2 separate regions of the Homo sapiens genome follow, and region 2 is linked to region 1. Evidence: chromatin contacts called from ENCODE Hi-C data. All regions are on one chromosome and are shown on one strand. Each heading gives the region's core, a stretch centred on a gene start or an enhancer-like site at or near the end of the contact. The rest is flanking DNA. Distances are from core to core; before and after follow the strand shown.

What was found. Hi-C counts contacts between places; a loop is a spot of excess contacts on that map. Pooled maps may share reads with other maps.
Region 2: a loop to region 1 is called in a pooled map, with 4 times the contacts of the local background. The contact joins the enhancer-like site here to the promoter of CD28 in region 1. A Hi-C loop is called at or near these places in 7 of 50 pooled maps.

Annotation. Positions count from the first base shown.
Region 1 is chr2:203,702,023-203,709,372 of GRCh38, reverse strand. CD28 (CD28 molecule) reads right to left here and starts at 2,734. Exons shown (of 4, transcript NM_006139.4): 1 at 2,625-2,734. The coding sequence starts at 2,676. RefSeq lists an enhancer at 2,705-2,854.
Region 2 is chr2:204,106,149-204,112,914 of GRCh38, reverse strand. No RefSeq gene overlaps it. Among named protein-coding and RNA genes, the nearest start is that of ICOS, 170 kb to the right of the region's middle. Within about 2 kb of position 2,459, at least 13 of the 41 ENCODE cell types and tissues checked have a DNase peak (open chromatin) inside an H3K27ac peak, as active enhancers do.

The sequences.
Region 1 (7,350 bases), core at 1,485-3,984:
CATACATACACACACATTATTAAATTAATGGAAAAAAGAACTATTCTTCATATACATACATACACACACATGCACGCACACAGATACACATCTCAACACAGGCATAACAGTGGTTTCTCAGACCTAGGAAGGACAGTTACACTTTGACCAGAGAATTTCCCTATCTATAATTTCTTAATGGAAGGTGTGTACAGAGAAAGGCAAAGCACACAAGAAGCTTTGCACTATTTGATTAGAATGCAGCATAATTTTTTTTTTTTTTTGAGACTGTTTCCCAGGCTGGAGTGCAGGGGTGCAATCTAAGTTCACAGCAACCTCCGCGTCCCGGGTTTAAGCAATTCTCCTGCCTAAGCCTCACAAGTAGCTGGGATTACAGGCGCATGCCACCACACCCTGCTAATTTTTTTGTATTTTTAGTAGAGATGGGATTTCACCATGTTAGCCCGACGGGTCTCCAACTCCTGACCTCAAGTGATCCACCCGCCTCAGCGTCCCACGATTACAGGCGTGAGCCACCACACCAGGCCAAATCATACATTTTTTATGTGGTCATTCTTTTCTTGCTCGTAAGTTTTCTTACTGGAAAAGACTGTAAAAGTGTCCCCTTCACTCCCATCTCTTTCCTTCTTCATTAGATAGCCACTCAGTATCAAATGCTAAAAGTTACTAGAAAAGTGAATTGGCATTTGAAAAGTAAATATATGTCAAAGTAGAAAACAAAGGCCCTATGTGTGTGAACTCTCCAACCACTTATCTAGCTAGTCCCCTTTTAATAAATGTTCTAAAGAAAACATACAAAGTTTTGAGTCTTACCAAAAACTCTTCAAAAGAGAGTGAATAAGTTGATGACAGATAGGTGTCCACAAAGCACATCAGAAAAGTATTTAGTGTACAATTACCAATTTTAAATAGTTTTCAGTCAGGGTAGGCTTCCCTTGACTGTCTAACAAATTAAGTAATTTTAAATATTCTTTAAGTTTGAGAGATCTCTTAAAAATAAGGTTTGACCTTTTTAAAATAAATGTTAAAGATTCTTGTAGAATATATTTGGTAGCTGTAAACGCTTGGTACCAGATCTCATTGCCAACTCATGTCTTTCATTATATCAACACGTTTTATAAATATACACAATTTGTGCTCACTGGTACGTCAGACCATAAAATAAACGGGTATATATGCAACTACTGTACCTCTGCAGATTGGGAAATTATACTCTTTGGGCTATGTACACTTAATGTTTAAGAATAACAACAAATAATGCAGTCTCTGTACTGCCAAAATAAGAAAGAAAATTGAGGATACTGGCTTTTCAATGTATCTTTCAGGGAAAAATAACTGTCCTTATTTAAGCATGACTGTTGACCCCTATCAGTCCAGTTTTTGAACCAAGCGGGGGCCTTTTTCTAACTCTGAGAACACGTTGAATGAGCATCTTACTCCAGCCCACCCAAGTAACAAATTCTTTCTGTTAGGAATTGTGCTTGTGATTTTCCGAAGTTAATTTAACCCTGGATTTACCTGAGTCCATGAAATTACAAATCACACCATGTTAGATGGAATAGCATAATAATCAACAACACCGGCACTGGAGTCAGACTAAGGTGGTTCAGACCCTGCCTCCTATAGCTGCCACCTGTACATCCTTGGGCAAATCCCTTAATGTGCCTACCCCTCAGTCTCTTCATCTGAAATGAAGTTAACTGTAATACCTACCTTCTAGTTACGAGAACTGTGTGCTGCTCAAAGTGCTAGATGTATTATCCTCCTCATCATCGTCATTGGGAACTTAAAGAATTTTAATCTAAGAAAATACATTTTGGCCGATTGTAAAAGAAAACTAATTTATTAATATTGGTGTTGTAGCAGCTTCTGTGGTGACTCCAGAATTCATGTTGGAACTCATTCAATTCAGGTAGATAGAGTAATTACAGTTCACATTTATCTTGAAGCCTGACTGAGCTAAGCCCTTCGCATGGATTATTTCATTTTACCTCACAATGACCTTGAGGTGAGGTTTATTATTATTCCCACTTTACAGTTAAGGAAACTGAGGTTTGGAGAGTTTAAATAATAGCTAAGCCTAAGCTTACCTAGTGAGAATTGGACCTGTGTTAGGAACATAGGCAACCTAAATTCAGAGCTTCCAGAGCCAATCTACTTACAGCAGCTTTCTTAAATTAAAAAAAAAAAGAAAGAAAGAAAGAAACGATACATAAATTAAAAATTATTGGCCGGGCATGGTAGCTCATGCCTGTAACCCTAGCACTTTGGGAGGCAGAGGCAGGTGGATTGCTTGAGCTCAGAAGTTTGAGACCAGCCTGGGCAACATAGTGAAACCCCATCTCAATTTAAAATAATAATAATAATAATAAATTCTTGGGACACTATCAACTAATAGCTAGAGAAACTAATAGCTTAGAAAATTTATTTCCAAGGGACTTTTGTTAAGATACTATATTGTAGTCTGAGAATCAATGATTTTCAAAATAACACATTGCCCTATTACAGCAAAACTACACTTCAAATGTTCAAATTTCACACATTGTTAGAAATTTAAAATAAACTAAGCCAATTGGAAGACCTCAAAAAATATTTACAGAAAGAAAGACATTAACATTGTTTACCTGTTACTTGAATTGAAGGGAATAAGTTGAGAGCCAAGAGCAGCCTGAGCATCTTTGTCCTGACGATGGGCTAGGGTTCCAGCCCCTCCTCCCCGAGGAACCCGAAGTGTGAGGGGAACTGAAAGACGCACCTGCCAAGGCCTGAGAGTCTCCGTCATCCACGGCCACCACCACCGCCACCATCCCCTTAGGGCACATGATCAAGGCACTCAAACCACAAGGCATCCTGACTGCAGCATTTCACACAGGATATAACGTTGTTTTGATGACTTTAGACTTTTACTTCTATTTTTAAAGACTTTTTTTTTGTCACTGAAAAATAGTCGGTCACTACATGATGGGCTTATGGGAATTATTCTTTATTGATGGATATCAAGAGTTGTGTAAAAGGGGTGCTTGAAATCCAGCAGAGATTAAAGGGGAGACAAAGTGTTCTTAAGAAGGAACAGGCCGGGTGCAGTGGCTCACGCCTGTAATGCCAGCAATTTGGGAGGCCAAAGTGGGTGGATCATTTGAGGCCAGGAGGTCAAGACGAGCCTGGCCAACATGGTGAAACCCCGTCTCCATTGAAAATACAAAAAATTAGCCAGGCATCATGGTGGGTACCTGTAATCCCAGCTACTAGGGAGGCTAAGGCAGGAGAATCGCTTGAACCCAGGAGGTGGAGGCTGCTATGAGCCGAGATCATGCCACTGCACTCCAGCCAGGGCAACAGAATGAGAAAAGAAAGACAGAAAGAAAGAGAGAAAGAAAAGAAAAGAAAAGAAAAGAAAAGAAGGAAAGAAGGAAGGAAGGGGAGAGAGAAAAAAGAAAGGAAGAAAGAAAGAGAGAGAAAGAGAAAGAAAGAAAGAAAGAAAAGAAAGAAAGAAAGAGAAAGAAAGAAAGAAAGAAAGAAAGAAAGAAAGAAAGAAAGAAAGAAAGAAAGAAAGATGGAAAGAAAGAAAGAGGGAGGGAGGGAAGGAAGGAAGGGGGAGAGAGAGAAAGAAAGAATAAAGTCTCTAGCAGAGGAGAGATTTTCATAGGATGGGGACAGGTTGTGTCAAAAAGATAATGGTAAGAATTCTACTGAGGAATTGGGAAACATCTGCATAAACGTTTAAAGGAGTTACAAATATTAGAAATGTAACATTTGTGTAGGACATAAGGTAGCCCTCTGGAGCATTTAGCACACAGTGCTTGATTTATGTCAAGCCTCCTCCAACTCACTTCTAGGAACTTTGCAAAACCCATTCTACGTGCAAGCAGCCAGCCAGCTGAGTATCTGGGGGAGGTTCCCTAAGCAAAGGGAAAGTCAAAACAACATTCTATGTTCTTAGTGGGACAGTAAGGCAACCAAAAGCCCCTTGGTGTCTCATGCTCTCTATGTCCCTCAAGGTTAAGTAATAGGGCACAAAAGGAGGCTCCGTGGCAGGATTTCTGAGATTCATAACCACCACCCGACTGCACCCTTCTTCAACTCCCAGGCCCTTTGCAGAGAGGGTTATTCCACCAGCACGGCCAACTGCTCTCTTCTTCCGGCACCTACGTCAGTATCTTGTACTCAATGACTTCTTCAAAACTTTTCCAGTAATTTTTTTCTTCTTTTTGATAATCTAAGCTTTGTGCAATTACTCTAGTTGGGGGTTTTGTGTATGTGGGTTGTTTTAAAAGATAACTTGTATTGCTTTTTATTCTGACTATAAAAGTAAGGCATATTTCATTGAGAATGTTTAGAAAAATTATAAGCATTAAAACAAGATTCATCCACATTCTTACCACCCTAATATAAACACTGCTAATATTCTGGTCCACTGCCTTCCACCTGTTGGTCTGTTAAGATTTTTACATGTTTAATATCATGTTTTACTTATAGTTTTCATCAGATATGTACTATTATTTGTTATATCTTGAACATTTTCCCATGTCATTTAAGTATCTTTATAAACATTATTTGTAATTGATGCATAATATTCCATTCTCTAATTATATCATAAATTGTTTAACAAACCCCTAGTGTTGTTACCTTTTTTTCTTCGCTATTTTAAAATGCTACAGTCAAACTCTTTGATGACCTAGCTGTAAGAGGAGGCAGGCTTCATGTCCCTCCCTCCTGATCTGATAAATGACAGATCAAAAGTATTTCCTGTCCTGGTAGACCTTCTTTGTTCACACTTCAATTTTCCCACAAACACAGTCTTTGTGAACCCCTCTTACTAACACATCTTTTGGTCCTTTGGAGAAATTTGTCCTTGGAAATGATTCACTCACACTTCTGAACTATAGGTAAGTGACAAAGCTATGCCCTGAGTCCTGGAGAAGATTCACTTCTAGAATTTGACACAGTCTTCCTGGCTCTGATCCTCTATCCAGTTAGGGGAACCCATGCCTTCCCCAGGGCCTGAAGTCTATCTGGGGGAAAATTTACAGATGGCAAGGTGACCTTTCCTAAAAGGTCATCCATATTCTAGAGCCACCAGCCTACCCAGATCTTAAAACAAGAGGCTCTGAGACTCATTATACATACTGAGAATATACACAGAAGAAACAAAGATACCCAGTAGTTTTCCATGATCAACAACAAAAGGCTAAGGAGTGAGTTAATAACTGTCTTCAAGCATATTAAAGATGACTACATAGCATCTAGTTAATACTATGTAAATAGTAGTAATCGGGTCAAACTTAGCTGAAAAAGAAACAGTTCACTCATCTGGCCTAATTCCCTTATCTTGCAGAGAAGGAAGCTGCAGCCCAGAGAGGTCAGCTCATTTATACGAATTCACAAAACAATAATTAAATATTATTGGCCTTATTATTTGATGAGCCATATTTAATTTTCTTTCCATAGAATAAAAAGAAACACAAACTTTGACATTTGCCTTCCTATGTTTTAACATGTATGACACTAAAGAAGCAAACCATTTCATTAGAATCCTTTCACATTTGCTTTTGAAATCCAATAGCATTCACATATACCAAGAGGTAGAAATGACAGAAATAAAATAAGGACCTTAAATCCGGCAATACACAGGATACTGAGACCCTACAACATTTTCAGTAAAAATAATAGCATTTCCATACTAAGAACTTTACATTCCAGATCTCATTTAATACACAACCTGTGAGGAAGATTATTATTATCTCCATTTTACAGATGAGAAAACTGGTCTGAAGTGGGGTTAAGAATTGTCAGAACAAAAGAATGTCATTTTTCACAGAATTTGAAAAAGCAATCCTAAAAATCGTGTGGAATCCAAAAAGAGCTGAATAGTCAAAGCAATCCTAAGCAAAAAGAACAAAGCTTTGAAGTATCACATTACCTAACTTCAAATTACATGGTAAAACTATAGTAACCAAAACAGCATGGTACTAGTATAAAAATAGATACATAGAACAATGGAACAGAATAGAGAACCCAGAGATAAAGCCACATATCTACAACCAACTGATCTTCAACAAAGTTAACAAAAATATATGCTGGGGAGAGGACTCCCTATTCAATAAATGGTGCTGGGAAAATTGGCTAGCTATATGCAGAAGAATGAAACGGGGCCCATACCTCTCACCATATACAAAAATTAACATAATATGCATTAAAGCCCTAAATGTAAGACCTGAAACTATAAAAATCCCAGAAGAAAACCAAGAAAAAACTCTTTTTTACATCTGCCGAGGCAAAGAATTTATGAACAAGTCCTCAGAAGCAAAGGCAACAAAATAGACACATGGGACTTAAATAAACTAAAAAGCTTCTGCACAGCAAAAGAAACAATCAACAGAGTAAGTAGATAACTATAGAATGGGAAAAATATTTGCAAACTAAACATCTGACAAAAGGCTAATAACCAGAATCTACATGGAACTGAAACAACTCAACAAGAAAAAAACAATCCCATTAAAAAGTAGGCAGAGGACATGAACAGACATTTTTCTTTCTTTTTGTTTTTTTAAATTTACTTCAAGTTCTGGGATACATGTGCAGAACGTGCAGGTTTGTTACAAAGGTATACGTGTGCCATGGTGGTTTGCTGCACCTATTAACCCATCATCTAGGTTTTAAGCCCCATATGTATTAGGTATTTGTCCTAATGCTCTCCCTCCCCTTGATCCCCACCCCCTGACAGGTCACAGTGTGTGATGTTACCCTCCCTGTGTCCATGTGTTCTCATTGTTCAACTCCCACTTATGAGTGAGAACATGTGGTGTTTGGTTTTCTGCTCCTGTGTTAGTTTGCTGAGAATGATGGCTTCCAGCTTCATCCATGTCCCTGCAAAGGACATGAACTCATACTTTTTTATGGCTGCATAGTGTTCCATAGTATATACGTGCCATATTTTCTTTATCTAGTCTATCATTGATGGGCATTTGGGTTGGTTCTAAGTTTTTGCTGTTGTAAATAGTGCTGCAATAAGCATACGTGTGCATGTCTTTACAGTAGAATGATTTATAATCCTTTGGGTATATACCCAGTAATGGGATTGCTGGGTCAAATGGTATTTCTGGTTCTAGATCCTTGAGGAATCGACACACTGTCTTCCACAATGGTTGAACTAATTTACACTCCCACCAACAGCGTAAAAGAGTTCCTATTTCTCCACAGCCTCGCCAGCATCCGTTGTTTCCTGACTTTTTAATAATTGCCATTCTAACCAGCGTGAGACGGTATCTCATTGTGGTTTTGATTTGCATTTCTCTAATGATCAGTGATGATGAGCTTTTTTTCATGTTTGTTGGCTGCAGAAATGTCTTC
Region 2 (6,766 bases), core at 1,210-3,709, 400 kb before region 1:
TCTCATCATACCTGCGTCATATCCGTCACACTCAAAAACCTCCAGCTAGTCATGCAAAGAAAGCTTAGTTGTTCGATACCCTGCAACACCACCATTTACTAACTCTGATGTCAGCTTTTTCTTCCCCACTAAATTTTAGCACTATAATCATGCTGCAAACTCTGTCTGTTCAATGGAGGTTTTTACCCTTTGCCTTTAATGTAAAATGACAGCCAAATCTTCAGAAGGTTTGGTGTTAAGATTATGTCTTTTACATTCCTACAGTCTCTGTTGTTTAGTTCAGCTTGTCACGCTGTCAGATAAAGGCCCATGGAGCGTTCTACAGGAATTATTAATGAAGATTTGACCGGTTTTTCTTCTGGAAACAGATCACTTCACTTTTCATCTCACTGCTTTTTACATTAACAAACTAAAAATAGCCATGAGTATTCCAGGGAAGAAATTACCAATATTTGGCAGTATATTTCTTGCTTTCCAGTTGTTAGATTTGGTTCTTTGCCTAGTTAGGACACAGATAAATGTGTAAATCTTAATAGCATAATCCCCAAATTAGTATCCCTGTATCTTTACTCAGAACATGAAGAGCTAAATCTGATTTCAAAACACCTTGTTTTAAGCATAGGCCTTACTTGGCTTGCCCTGGAAAACAGACATTTAAACACAAAGTTTGATGACGATGGCTTTAGGAAAGTGGCCCACACTGAATTCACCAGCCCAATTGCTGTCCTTCTGCAAACATCCATTCAGAACGACATTGACAAGTGAATCTCTGCCAACTACCGTCTTGTAATCCACACTGCTCTTGTTTATGTGTGCAAATTCACTGTGGTTTGTTGCAGTTCTCTGCTCTGTAGAATCCATTGTAGCCCATCTTCATCTGAGCTCCTCTTTAACAGAGAGAGCCACGTGTGTCAGAATATCATATGGATGAAGTTTGACATCTTTATTCGTCTTCTATTTATGGGATGAACGTACAGTTAAAAGGTGGCTTGAGACCATCAAACCCACATCTAGCTGTGATCTAAGTGGAATTTAACGTAGGTCTCCTGAGGTGAAGGGAGAAATGAAGGAAAGAAATGAAGTGCCTGTTTCAATTTAATACTTTAGGCCAATTTTTTTTTTTAAGAGAAAAAAAATCAAAGGGCTGGGACCTTCCTTGGCCCCCTGAAGTTTTAGGGTTTCAGATGCTCAGAGATACAATCTGCACAATTTCTTGGCATCTGTTTTTTCCAGACAGTATATTACCACTATAAAGTAGCCTGAACAGTGGGGTCCTCCCTACTGGGGGCCCACTTCAAAGGCAATGTTTGATGTCCCCTGATGCTGCCTGTGGGTGAAAGCGCAGATTGTTGTGTTTCATTTATTAATTACTTAAAACAGAAAAATAAAAGCCAATTTTCTTCTAAATTTCTCTCTGTCTACTTTGAGTTAACATCCTCCAATCTGGTTTTTGTCATACACGAGTAATTTTAGTTCCAAATACTGGTATGATGTCATTATTTAACACCTTTTTATCTAAGGATATTGGCGTGTCTTGCAAAAGAGTATGTTGCTGCTTTGTCCTCTATTTAGAAAACAAACATTGAGAAACTAAGAGAGACCACTCCACTATTCCAAAATCACACCATACACATAGTTGGAGATAGGAAGAAAGCCCGGATTTCTTATTCAATTTCATCAGAAAAGGAGACGTCTTCCCAGAACACTGGCAACTCTGGAATCCCCCTGAAACCCAAAGAAGAAAAATGTCCCCCTACTTCCTCATGAACCAAATGTTCCACCAAGCTTTACTTAGAATTAGTTATTTCACTCCAAACCCGGTCTGCTTTTTGCTGAATATTTTCTCAAAACTAAAGCCAGTCAACAGAGTTCTCTCTGGTGTGAAGCAAAACAAAAACAATCCAAAGTTTTTATGTTGTCACCAGACAAAAATTTGCTAAGAACAAGCAGAAATGAGGAGTTAATGGATCCCATATGTGGCCACTAACATAGGTTTATGAGATTTTCCAAGAGATTTCTGAAGATTCCTATAGCACAAAGGAAGATCAAACAGCCACTTTCCTGTCAAACAGGGCAAAAAATGCTCCATCCATAGTTCCCCCTGCATTTATTTTGGTAAACCTGGAAAGAAAAGGTGGCTGCAATATCTGCCTTACAGGGAGCTGACCACAACATGTGGTATACTGGAGCAGGAAAGAAGGTCCTTAAAGACGTCACCTGTGTCCTCACAGCACAAGCAGACCTGCCCTTAGAGCCCACTGCTTGGTATGAGATGTAGCCTCTGGGGGAGGGCTGAGCAACGGAGAGGGAGAGCTGGACAATTTTCTTCATCCGGGAAAATTGCACACACACAAAAATAGCTGCTTTCTTCAAATGTCAATCAGCTCCTTCAAGTTTCAAGCTTCACTGAGGGGTCAGAAGAGGCATTTCCTCTACACATATTTCAGTATCACATCGGGACGTTCAGCCACACACAGCTTCCGGCACGGGGGCTGTGGTTGTGTTGGAGTTAACCACACAGGGCACAGGGTGAGGGAGTTGTCGTTGTTGTTCTTGTTTCTGTTGTTGTGATGGAGGCGGGGCAGCTGGTGGGGTTAAAACGGTTTCCATTATTATTATTTTCTTTCCCCCTTTGTGTGCTATGAACTCTGAACTAGACAAATGAGAACTATCTCCCCTGTTATTAGTAGAATGTCTTCTGTGAGCAAATTCCAACCACTAGAATGTCCGTGTGAACTGCAAAGGCAACCACAACAGTTTTGGAAACTGGGGATGATTGTGGGGCTCCTGGACCGCTGCCCTCCGCCCTGCAGCAGGGAAACAGAACACCCTAGACAGGTGGGGAAGGAGTGGATGGGGGTGAGTCTGCAGGAGAGGAAGCCTGGCCGAAATGTGCTTTTGGATAAAATGTCCCGATTAACCAAGAGCACACAAAATGTGCAGACTGGCAGCACAAGGCCTTAAGCACCCGCAAAGCACGCTGAGTCTTTGGGCTGCTCTGTGACAGGGAGATGTGTTTACCCCAGACAAGTTCACCAGTCCGACAGCCGCCTGAGGCCAGTTGGAGAGGAGGTTGAAATGTTCCACAGTGTGAAGAGTCAGCGCGATCTGTAGAGATAATGGAGCATTCGGTTTGACATCCAAAACTGGTGTATCCAGGAGGAGCGGGATTCTTGCTGGGAGGAGAGACAGTAATTGTTTTTAGCAAGACAGATAAGACATTCCGGTTTCTGTAGATTCCTCCCCAACCAGGAAACAACTGCCTCCAATGTCAGTGCTAAATATTGAAATCAAGGTGTGCAAATGCCTCAGCTTCTCTCCACCGCCTGCTGCATGATTACTTTCAAATAAGAATGTCCTTCCTTCTTAATTTTACACTTAGATAGGTAAAAACATCATCAATTTTAGCAGACTGTTTAGTTTTAATCTGATCAAAACAATCATTCACTAAGAACCTTCTAAGAGATTATAGGAAACATTAATTGTGTAGCTGGACTGGGATACGACTGGAGGGAGGCTTGTAAATAAATCCTAGGACTTGAGTCCAAGAAATATAAAAGGAGAGAGAACACAGAAGCTAGTGCAGATAGATGCCTGATGTCTCCTTTTAGGTGAGAGCATAGAAACATGTAGAGCTTGTTTCCTCTGAGGTTAGATACCGTTTAGTCCTTCCTTGGGTATTCCCATTTACGGCTGTGGTCAAGTGAATCAGCCACAGACGTTACTATTACTTAAAAAGAAAACCATTTTCTCTACATTGGTGCTAGTTCCAAATTGTGTCTGTGTGATCGTCCCTCCCTCAGCCATCTCATTTCCAGGGCTGACAAATATTTAGCCTACATAAATACACATTTGGGGAGATCCTACGCCATTTCTCCCTCCTCGTGACCCAACTCGTATTCTTCAAAACATCAAACAAAACAATTCGCAGAATAAAGTTGCCTTCCGAAAGAGGGATTTCCCCCTCCAGTTTCCCTCCCACTTCCACTAGGTCAGTCTGTCTTTCTTCCCTCCTACTCTCCTATACCCCTTCACCCTCCCCAGCAAACTCTGGAAAAACAGTAGTAACTAACATTTGTGCCTTTGGCAATAAAACCACAGGCCTCACAAACCCCAAATGGCAAAAAGACATTTCCATTCCAATCCCAGTTTTAAATTAAACTGTAATGAAAAATCAGCAGTGGCAGCTGGGACCAGAGACACTGATTGTCTCTAGGAACAAAAAGGAGGGGAACAGAGGGGGAGAGGAAAAAGAAAAGAGACTGCAAGGAAGCCTCGCTCTGGTAATAAAGCAGCTGGTAAACCTTCAAGTAAAAAGAAATTAGAAAAACAAATCTAGTGCAGAGACAAGCAAAGATGGCTGTTTTCCTCTACAATCACAGTGAGGCAGACCACAAATCACCCTCCACTTTATGAATGGACAGGAGGGGGTGGGGTGGGAGGGAAGATGAGTGGGCCTGTGCTGACACCTGGAGGAAGATTAGGGAAATTCTCGGGGGGTTGGTCCCACCCCCACATTCCGTGAATGAGTGGGGATTTTGGCTTTCTCAGTGGTCATAGTCAATACTGAGGCTACAAGGAAAAATAAGAAGACCTCATTGCCTTCTTAAAAAATATTTTTAATTGATAAATAATAATTGTACATATTTTTGGTGTACATGTGATACTTTCATACATGTATACAATGTGTAATGATCAAATCAGGGCATTTAGGATATCTAAACCTTAAATTTTTATCATTTCTTTGTGTTGAGAACATTTTAAAACTTCTTTTCTAGGTATTACAAAATATACACTATTTTATTCTTTATCAGAAAAAAAATGCATTGAAGAAACCATTTGACTTCAACATGAGGGTTAGAACAATTCATGTAGCTAAACTGAACCCAACTGCGCAGGCTTAACTTTGATTTTAAAAAATACATGGCACAGGTATCTTCATCAGACATGAGAAAAGAATACAGCATTTGAGTATTTCATTCTATAGTCTTTAAAGCTTGCAAGATTCTGCAGATCTTTCAGCATATAATTTATAAATATTTTCTGATTGGTGGTGATCAGAAATCTAGAAAAAAACCTGTACTAACCTATAAGGACCAAAGATGCTTCCAAGAGGGGAAGCAGTTAAGGATCAAGATAGTGAGTGGACTTAGAGGTAACAGGTAAGAATTAGAGACTGGAAAACCAATAATCCTAAACCTTATTTTGTTCCCAGACCTCTTTAAGAACCTGATAAAATTAGTAAACCCTCTTCTGAAAAAAAAAAAAAAAAAAAAAAAAGATGTACCTAGGAAGACTGCAATCCACCCTTGATGAAAACTATTCGGATCCCAACCCAAGAAGAAATTCAGAGAAAATATAAAATGTATGATGGCCTATTTAGAGGTCAAATGAGATTTCTTTATAAAAGGAAAATTGTTGTGATTAAAAATACACAAGATCTGTACCGAATAAACAGCCTCTTCAGAGTATGCCCTTGTGATTGTGACTTTGTCTGGAAACTTGGCAGATACTGGGGAGACTCTGAAGAGGGTCATCAGCACCAAATGGCAATGCCAAATGAATTTACTATTTAAGTAATAGCCAGGTACGGTGGCTCGTCTCTGTAATGACAGGACTTTGGGAGGCTGAGATGAGAGGATCACTTGAGGCCAGGAGTTCGAGAACAGCTGGGCAACATAGCGAGACCCAGTCTCTGATTAAATCTATAAGAAATTAAAATTATTTATTTTAACTAACCAGATGTTGTCTGTCAAGCACCTCGCATATAGAGCTGAGTGTGAGGACAGTAAGGCTCTGGATGACCCTTTGGATGGACAGTAAGTTCATTAACTCTGTCCTAGTCACTGTGAGCCTGGCTGACATTTATCGACTTTCCTAATAAGAGCTATTGATTTGTTACTAGTATTTTTTAAAAAAAATTTAGATTTGGCTGTTATATTCTGGTCCTTTTTGCTAAACTCTTTGTTTAGCAAAACAAACAAAACAAAACAAATGGCTTTGGAGGCCGGGCAGTGGCTCATGCCTGTAATGCCAGCACTTTGGGAGGCTGAGATGAGAGGATCATTTGAGGTCAGGAGTTCGAGACCAACCTGACCAACCTGGTGAAATCCCGTCTCTATTAAAAATACAAAAATTAGTGGGGTGTTGTGGTACATGCCTGTAATCCCAGCTACTCGGGAGGCCAAGGCACAAGAATCGCTTGAATCTGGGAGGTGGAGGTTATAGTGAGCTGAGATCGTGCCACTGAACTCCAGCCTGGGCAACAGAACAAGATTCTGTTTCAAAAAACAAACAAATAGCTTTGGAAGACTGGGTGAATGAAAGTGTCTTCAGCCCCACCCTTTTGATGTAGTTAATTAGTTCATTCTCGCATATTCTACTCATCTCCTACTTTCTCTTCTTACCTCCTTTTTACCACTTGAGTTTTGATCTCTATATTATCATTAGAAGATGATGAGGGAAAAACAGAGAGAAGAAATCCTCAACTTCCTTAGAAGGGTTGGTTGCAGAAGAAAGTTGTAAAACTTCACAGAAACAACTATAAGGCTTAAATCAGGAAAACTGAAAAAATAAAAAGAATAATTTATTTCATTGTGATGGCAATGCTGTGGGGTTTTTCCACACCAGATTTAGCCATGTGCTGTGATATATGTCAAAGCTTATTTCTACCTGTTTCACTGAATAGCATTCAAGTATGCTTTTGCATAATATAGCGTCTTCCTAGTAAATGAGTACTGTGCAGGATCAAGCACTTTTATTTATA